Linked DNA regions of Homo sapiens: region 2 is linked to region 1. Evidence: read pairs that join two places in POLR2A ChIA-PET (ENCODE). Cell type or tissue: Panc1. All regions are shown on one strand. Links, peaks and the distances in the headings refer to the core of each region. The heading gives the core; the rest is flanking DNA.

Region 1 (4,383 bases), core at 275-4,274:
CAAAAGTTTTCAGCTTGTAGCCTCCAGGTGTCCCTAGCTGAGTTCCCAGATATTGTGGAGCAGTGAAAAGCCATCCCTGCCATCCTGTCTGAATTGCTGACCCAAAACTTCTGAGGTCAATAAAATGATTGTTTTATTCTACTAAGTTATTTTTTTTAACCATCACTAAGTCTTGGGGTTTTTGGGTTTTGTTTTGTATTTATTTTATTTTATTTTATTTATTTATTTATTTTTGAGACAGAGTCTCGCTCTGTCACCCAGGCTGGAGTGCAGTGGTGCTATCTCGGCTCACTGCAACCTCCGCCTCCCGGGTTCACGCCATTCTCCTGCCTCAGCCTCCCGAGTAGCTGGGATTACAGGCGCCCGCCACCATGCCCGGCTAATTTTTTGTATTTTTAGTAGAGACGGGGTTTCACTTTGTTAGCCAGGATGGTCTCGATCTCCTGACCTCGTGATCCGCCTGCCTTGGCCTCCCAAAGTGCTGGGATTACAGGCGTGAGCCACCGCCCCTGGCGTATTTATTTTTGAGACAGGGTCTCACTCGGTCATCTAGGCTAGAGTACTGTGGTGCGATCAAGGCTCACTGCATCCCAGACCTCCTGGACTCAAGTGATCTTCCCACCCTCAGCTCCCAAGTACCTGGGACCACAGGTGCATGCCACCATGCCCAGTTAATTTCTTTATTTTTCGTAGAGACAAGGTCTCACTATGTCACCCAGGCTGGTCTCAAACTCCTGGGCTCAAGTGATCCTCCCACCTCAGCCTCCCAAAGTGCTAGAACTACAGCCATGAGCCGCTGTGCTCTGCTGAGTTTTGTTTTTTTAATAAACTCAGCAATAGTAACCAGAACACATATAGATGGCAAACTTGTGTTGACACAGTTTTAGGGGGTCTTGCCTTATTTCCAGGTCAGATCTAAAGACAAACAAGGCAGACAAATTCTCTTACTGTCGCCATTTGCCAATGGGCACACTTTTCTAGTCCAGCCTGCTGCTGGTTTTTGCAAATAAAGTTTTATTGGAATACAGACACACTCATATGTTTACATAGTGTCTATGGCAGCTTTCCTGCTGTAACAGCAGAGCTGAGTAGTTGCGACAGAGACCATAGGCCCACAAAACCTAAGATATTTATGGCCTAGCCTTTCAAAAGAGCACTATATGCCACCATTGTGCTACTCTGTGCTGCAGGCATTTGCAAGGTCCTGGGGGCAAAATGTTACAGCTGCTACTTACTGAAGGCCTGCTATGCTCTGAACACGCGGAGAAGGCAAGGAGTGATCATTTCCATTCATAAGAGTCCTGTGCCTCAGTCTTTTTTTTTTTTGAGACGAAGTTTCGCTCTTGTCACTCAGGCTGCAGTGCAATGCTGCGATCTTGGCTCACTGCAACCTTCACCTCCCGGGTTCAAGTGATTCTCCTGCCTCAGCCTCCTGAGTAGCTGGGATTACAGGCACCCGCCACCATGCCTGGCTAATTTTTTTATTTTTAGTAGAGAAGGGATTTCACCACATTGGCCAGGCTGGTCTTAAACTCCTGACCTCAGGGGATCCACCCACCTCGGCCTCCCAAAGGCCTGGGATTACAGGCATGAGCCACTGCGCCCAGCCAATCTTTTTTTTTTTTTAATTGAAACGGGGTCTCACTATATTGCCTAGGTTGGTCTTAAACTCCTGGGCTCAAGCGATCCTCCTGTTTTGGCCTGCCAAAGTGCTAGGATTACAGATGTAAGCCACCGTGCCTGGCCTCAATCTTTATATACATTTTGATTTTAACTCTTCGGTTAATCCTGCAAGGGAGGTAAGGTTATCTCCACATTAACAGATGGGGCAGCTGAGGCCCAGTAAAGGAAAGTAACTTGCCCAAGGTCACCCATGAATACAGAGCAGAACTAGGGTTTGAGCTCAGGTCCGTCTGAAGCTCCCTCTCTCCACCAGAATAACAAGGAATAGCCCTCTGCCCTGACATACGAAGGGCCAGGCCCAGGCCTAAGCACTGCCCATAACAGTCCCATAAGGTGGGGACTGTCACCAAGCCCATCACTAGGTGGGGGAACTAAACTACAGAGAACATCCCTTTCCCTGGCCCAGGAGACTCTGCCCAGCTCTGTCCACCACCACCCCACTTACCAGCATGTCCAGAAAGCTGGACCCAAGGGTAGTGTTTTCGGAAGGAGACCACAAAGGGTGAATACTTCAGAACTGTCTTCAGCTTCTTCCAGGGTTTGCTCTGTAGGGAGCAGAGCAGGGTGGGGTCAGGGCCAAGGCCAGGGAAGGCAGGGGCTAGAGGTGCTGCCATGAGAGGGAACGAAAGGGGACCTGCAGTCTTTCCAGGGCCAGGGGCTTCCTGGGATCACTGTTCCCAGGCTTGTTGGGGTGAGTGAGCCCCACTTAGTTCGGCAATCACATGATCGCCCAAAGCCCTCAGCAAGATAGGGGAAATTCTTTGCCCATTTCTCCCCTCTGTCATCACTTTCTTTGTATCTATGTCTCTCTGTCCTTCTCTTATGAGTAAGGATCTTATGAGTAAGGACAGGCTAGGTTTTGTTGTGGTTTAACAAACAACCCTTACATCTTCCACTGCACATACACAGTTCCAAATCTTCTTTTTTTTTTTTTTTTAATTGAGACAGGGTCTCTGTCACCTAGTCCAGAGTGCAGTGGTATGATCTTGGCTCACTGCAACCTCTGCCTCCGAGGTTCAAGTGATCCTCCTGCCTCACCCTCCGAGTAGCTGGGACTACAGGTGCATGCCACCATGTCTGGCTAATTTTTGTATTTTTAGTAGAGATGGGGTTTCACCATGTTGCCCAAGCTGGTCTTGAGCTCCTGACCTCAAGCAGTCCACCTGCCTCAGTCTCCCAAAGTGTTGGGGTTTCAGGCATAAGCCATTATGTAGGGACCAGTGTCAAATATTGGAAGCCCCATCTCTGTCCCTAAACCAGGTCAGACCTTTTGGGGAAAATTATAGAGGCAGGAGTTGATGGATGGAGATGGACCACAGAGAGAGACAGAAACAGAGAGGCAGATGACATAGTGATGACAGAGAGACAGAGACAGCGACAGAGACCGTGGCAGTCATGACAGCTGTTCACCACATAGCTCCAGCTATTAGTTCAGGGATGTCCCTGCCCTCCTGAACTGGGGATTGTTGTTTTTTGTTTGTTTTGTTTTGTTTTAGAGACCGGGTCTCACTCCGTCAGCCAGACTGCAGTACAATGGCACCATCATAGCTCACTGCAACCTCCAACTCCTGGACTCAAGCGATGCTCCCATCCCAGCCTCCTGAGTAGTCAGGACTACAGGCGTGTGCCACCATGCCCAGCTACTTTATGGCATCTTGCTATGTTGCCCAGGCTGGTCTTGAACTCCTGGCCTCATGCAATCCTCCCATCTTGGTCTCCAAAGTGCTGGGATTATAGGTGTGAGCCACCACACCTGGCCTTGCTTTGGCCAATTAACTGGGAGCAGAAGTGTCACTTTCGGGTAGGAGCCTTAAGAGCCAGTTTATGACTCGCCACGTTTGTTCCCCAGTGGGGGAGGGAGTAAGAAAAGAAATGGAAGCTCCCTCAGCCTGGGACCCTGAGTGAAGACAGCATGAAGCAGAGCCCTTGACCCACCACTGACCTGTGACCAATGTGTAGTATAAAGCAAAATAATCCTTTGTTGTTCTAAGTCACTAAGATTTGGGGGCTCTTTGTTACTGCAGAAAATCCTGACCTACCCTGACTAATACAGAGACAGGTATAGAATTGCTAAAAGATAAAGAAATAGGCCGGGTGTGGTGGCTCTCACCTGTAATCCCAGCATTTCGGGAGGGTGAGGTGGGCAGATCACCTGAGGTCAGGAGTTTGAGACCAGCCTGGCCAACATGGTGAAACCCCACCTCTACTAAAAATACAAAAATTAGCCGGGCGTGGTGATACACACCTGTAGTCCCAGCTACTCAGGAGGCTGAGGCATGAGAGTCGTTTGAACCCGAGAGGCAGAGGTTGCGGTGAGCCAAGAACACGCCACTGCACTCCAGCCTGGGCGACAGAGCAAGACTGTCTCAAAAACAAAAAAAAAACAAAACAAATATAGGAAGACTAAAAGAGAGAGATACAAAGTAATGATGAAAAGAAAAAGATGAACAGAAGTAGACAAAGAGAGAGAGAACAAAGGAAACCACAAAAGCAGCGGGTACGATGGCTTACGCCTGTAATCTCAACACTGGGAAACCAAGGTGGGAGGACCACTGAGCCCAGGAGATTGAGGCCAGCCTGGGCAATATAGCAAGACCCCATCTCTACAAAATGTTTAAAAATTAGGCCGGGCGCAGTGGCTCATGCCTGTAATCCCAGCACTTTGGGAGGCTGAGGCAGGCGGATCATGAGGTCAGGAGA
Region 2 (4,383 bases), core at 273-4,272, 290 kb after region 1:
GGATGGCCAGATAGGGCGTCTGAGACAAGGTGACATTTGGGTAAAAACCTGAAGAAGGGCCAGGCACGTTGGCTCACCCCTGTAATCCCAGCACTTTGGGAGGCCAAGGCAGTCAGATTGCTTGAGCCCAGGAGCTTGAGACCAGCCTGGGGTAACATGGCAAGGCCCTGAGGTCCTGTCTCTACTCAAAAAAAAAACCAAAAAAACAAAAAAAACAAAAAAACTGGGTGTGGTGGTGCTCACCTGTAGTCCCAGCTACTAGTGAGGCTGAGGTAGAAGGATCGCTTGAGCCCATAATGGGCAGAGGTTGCAGTGAGAGGAAATCCCACTGCTGCACTCCAGCCTGGGCTACAGAGCAAGACCCTGTTTCAAAAACAAAAACAGGTAGGGCGCCCTGGCTCACTCCTACAATCCCAGCACTTTGGGAGGCTGAGGCAGGCGGATTACTTGAGGTCAGGAATTCAATACCAGCCTCGCCAACATAGTGAAACCCCATTTCTACTAAAAATACAAAAATTATCTGGGCAAGGTGGCAGCTGCCTGTAATCCCAGCTACTCCGGAGGCTGAGGCAGGATAATTGCTTGAACCGGAGAGGTGGAGATTGCAGTGAGCTGAGATGGGGCCACTGCACTCCAGCCTGGGCGACAAGAGCGAAACTCCGTCTCAAAAACAAACAGGCCAGGCGCGGTGGATCATGCCTGTAATCCCAGCACTTTGGGAGGCCGAGGCAGGCGGATCACGAGGTTAGGAGTTCGAGACCAGCCTGGCCAACATGGTGAAACCCCGTCTCTACTGAAAATTAGCCGGGTGTGGTGGCGGGCGCCTGTAATCCCAGCTACTCGGGAGGCTGAGGCAGGAGAATTGCTTGAACCCGGGAGGCGAAGGTTGCAGTGAGCCGAGATGGCGCCACTGCACTCCAGCCTGGGCGACAGAGCAAGACTTCGTCTGGAAACAAACAAACAAACTTTTTGTTTAAAAAGTGAGCCACCGTGCCCCGCCCTCCCCCTTTCCCTGCAGCTCTCTGCCTGCCCTGAAGATAACCCTGGGAAGGGGAATCGCACAGTTCCTTAGCACCGCGATGAGGCCAGTAAGAGGAGCACCCTCTTTCCAGATGAAAAAACTGAGGCTCCGAGAGGCCCAGCGCCTTCCTTAACACCGCACTTGTTAAAAAGAACTGGCCACAGAAGTGGAAAGGCTGGCCCTGCAGAAGGAACCGAGTCCCCGAGGGCAGTGTCCACGTTCCCCAACCTGCCCTCCTCCGCGGCGGGGGATGGGCCCGCGGCCCGCCCTGGGCGTGGCGGGAAGGCCCAGTCCCTCCCCGCTGCCCACCCTCCGCCCTGGGCCGGCCGGGGTACCCGGGAGGCGGCCGCGGCCGGGAGCCGGCCTGGCGCCTCCTCCCTCCCCAGAGGCCGGACGGGGCGGGCCGCGCCTCCCGACCCCCCTCCCTGCCTCCCTCCCCAGCAGGCGGAGGCTTCTCTCCAGGCCTGCCGGGCCCGGTGGCTTCGCCGATGGTTTCATTTCCCCAGGCCCGGCCTCTCCTCTTCTCCCTTCCCCCAGCCTTTGAATTCCTGGCTCCGTCTCCATTTTCTGGCCCCAGCTCCAATGTCAACGCCTCGAAGAATCTCTCTCTAGGACCACCCTGGTTACAGGCGATTATCCCGTCTTATTTTGTTTTCTTCAAGTCACTGAACGGAAACGGAAATTATTTTTCTCATCGATTCATCTTCCAGGGTCTTCTCATCCCGCTCGGAGTAAAAAACAAAGGTCCACAGAGTAGGCTAAAAGGCCTCACTTCTCGGACCTCCTTCCCGGCAGCTCCCAGTCCAGCTGCCCTGGCCTTGTCTCCTGACAGGCAGCACTTCAGAGCCTTTGCACTGGCTCTCGCCTCTGCCTGGAATGCTCTTCCTCTAGTTTTCCTACCTCTCTCATTTGTTTTGGTTTGTTTGTTTTTTGAGACAGAGTCGTTCTCTGTCGCCCAGGCTGGAGTACAGTGGGGCGATCATAGCTCACTGCAGCTTCAAACTCCAGGTTCAAGTGATTCTCCTACCTCAGCCTTCCAAGTACCTGGAACTACAGGCACGCCCGGCTAATTTTTTTGTTTGTTTTTGTTTTTGTTTTTTGAGATGGCAGTGGCACCGTCTCGGCTCACCGCAACCTCCGTCTCCCGGGTTCAAGCAATTCTCCTGTCTCAGCCTCCCGAGTAGCTGGGACTACAGGCGCCTGCCATCACGCCGGGCTACTTTCAAAACAAAACAAAACAAAAAAACCACACAAATTATCTAGTACCTTAGGAGCAGGTAATTGCAAAGGAAAAGAAAAAAGCAGACCGGGTGCAGTGGCTCATGCCTGTGATCCCAACACTTTGAGAGGCCCAGGCGGGTGGATCACTTGAGGTCAGGAGTTCGAGACTAGTCTGGCCAACATGATGAAACCCTCGTCTCTATTAAAAAAAAAAAAAATTAGCCGGGCATGGTGGCAGGCGCCTGTAATCCCAGCTACTCGGGAGGCTGAGGTAGGAGAATTGCTTGAATTCAGGAGATTGGAGGTTGCAGTGAGCTGAGAGATGTGCAGCTTTGGGGAGGAGGATGTGTTATGTCTGAAGAGGTGACAATTCAGCAGAGACCTGATGAAACAAAAGAAGTAGACCCGGCGGCCAGGTGGCTCACTCCTGTAATCCCAGCACTTTGGGAATCGGAGGCATGAGGATCACTCGAGCCCAGGAGTTCAAGACCAGCTTGGGCAACATGGGGATACTCTGCTTCTACAAATAAAAAATTAAAAAAAAACTGGCCAGACGTGGTGGCTCATGCCTGTAATCCCAGCACTTTGGGAGGCCGAGGCGGGCGGATCACCTGAGGTCAGGAGTTCGAGACCAGCCTGATCAACATGGCGAAACCCCATCTCTACTAAAAATGCAAATTAAATTGATTTAATTTGCTGTCTTTTTTTCAATTTTTGTTGTTGTTGTTGTTTAGATTGTTTTCTTTTCTTTTTTCGGACAGAGTCTTGCTCTGTCACCCAGGCTGGAGCGCAGTGGCACGATCTCGGCTCACTGCAATCTCTGCCTCCCGGGTTCAAACAATTCTCTTGCCTCAACCTCCCAAGTAGCTGGGAGTACAGGTACTTGCCACCACACCCGGCTAACTTTTGTATCTTTAGTAGAGATGGGGTTTCACCATGTTGGTCAGGCTGGTCTCGAACTTCTGACCTCAAGTGATCGGCCTGCCTCGACCTCCCAAAGTGCTGGGATTACAGGCGTGAGCCACGGCGCCCGGCCAAGGTAATTTGTTTATTGTTCATCTGCTCCCATAAGAGATTTTCATCTATAATTTCACTGCCCTTTCTTCAGTGCCTATAACAGTGTCTGGCACACAAAAGGGGCTCAAGACATAAATGTTTGCAAATCAATGAATGCATTCGTTTTCATATATATTTTCTCTCTTCACCTCCTACCCTGTTCCATGAGAGGGGAGACTCTGTGAAATTTACCCAGTGCTGTATCCTCACCATCTACAACAGTGGCCACCACATAGTAGGTGCTTAATAAATATATATTAATCAGATGATTCCTCTGAGCTCTTGTTCTTGTTTTTTGTTTTTTGTTTTTTGTTTTTTTTTTTTTTACAGAGTCTTGCTCTGTCGCCCAGGATGGAGTACAGCGCAGCAGCAGCCTGATCCTGGCTCACTGCAACCTCTGTCTCCCAGGTTCAAGCGATCCTCCCACCTCAGCCTCTGAAGCAGCTGAAACTACAAGCATGAAGGAAAATTTCCTTTTCCTTCAGTGTATGACCTGGAGTAAGCCACTGGGAGACTCCAGGTCCAGGCGTCCCTTTTGCCAGCCATAAAAATGGATTCTGGAGGGCAGAAAATGTGAATTTGCCTAGTGGGGGCCTGGTTCTAATTAGCATCTTACCTTAATTTTATTATTAAAAATTCAAGCACATAGAAAAGATGGGGAAAAAAAGTATTCTGAGCATCTGAATACTATCTCACCTAGATTTATTTGATAGTTGTTGGACAGGGAACAACTATAATCCCAGTACTTTGTGAGGCCAAGGCAAGAGGGTCACTTGAGTCCAGGAGTTCAAGATCAGCCTGGGCAACATGGTAAGATCTCATCACTACAAAAAAATTTAAGAGCCAGGCGTGGACCGGGCATGGTGGCTTATGCCTGTAATCCCAGCACTTTGGGAGGCCGAGGCAGGCGGATCACCTGAGGTCAGAAGTTCAAGACCAGCCTGACCAACAGGGAGAAACCCCGTCTCTACTAAAAATACAAAATTGGTCAGGCGTGGTGGTGCATGCCTGTAATCGCAGCTACTCGGGAGGCTGAGGCAGGACAATTTCTTGAACCCAGGAGACAGAGGCTGTGGTGAGCCAAA

The links. Peaks named below come from ENCODE experiments on the same cell type or tissue, not always from the same donor. Only the 100,000 strongest peaks of a DNase experiment are listed, where the experiment ranks them.
Region 2: POLR2A ChIA-PET joins it to region 1 with 10 read pairs; 5 of 35 experiments call an interaction of 5 or more read pairs at or near these places.

The regions. Positions count from the first base shown.
Region 1 is chr19:40,723,185-40,727,567 of GRCh38, reverse strand. ITPKC (inositol-trisphosphate 3-kinase C) reads right to left here. Exons shown (of 7, transcript NM_025194.3): 2 at 2,129-2,228. Among named protein-coding and RNA genes, the nearest start is that of ITPKC, 8.3 kb to the right of the region's middle. In Panc1, for the core only: no CTCF peak of the experiment used is centred there; no DNase peak of the experiment used is centred there.
Region 2 is chr19:40,431,024-40,435,406 of GRCh38, reverse strand. No RefSeq gene overlaps it. Among named protein-coding and RNA genes, the nearest start is that of SERTAD1, 7.2 kb to the right of the region's middle. RefSeq lists a cis regulatory region at 1-105, a silencer at 1,184-1,473 and enhancers at 1,584-1,663, 1,339-2,167. In Panc1, for the core only: no CTCF peak of the experiment used is centred there; no DNase peak of the experiment used is centred there; H3K4me3 peaks cover 1,905 bases; H3K27ac peaks cover 2,324 bases.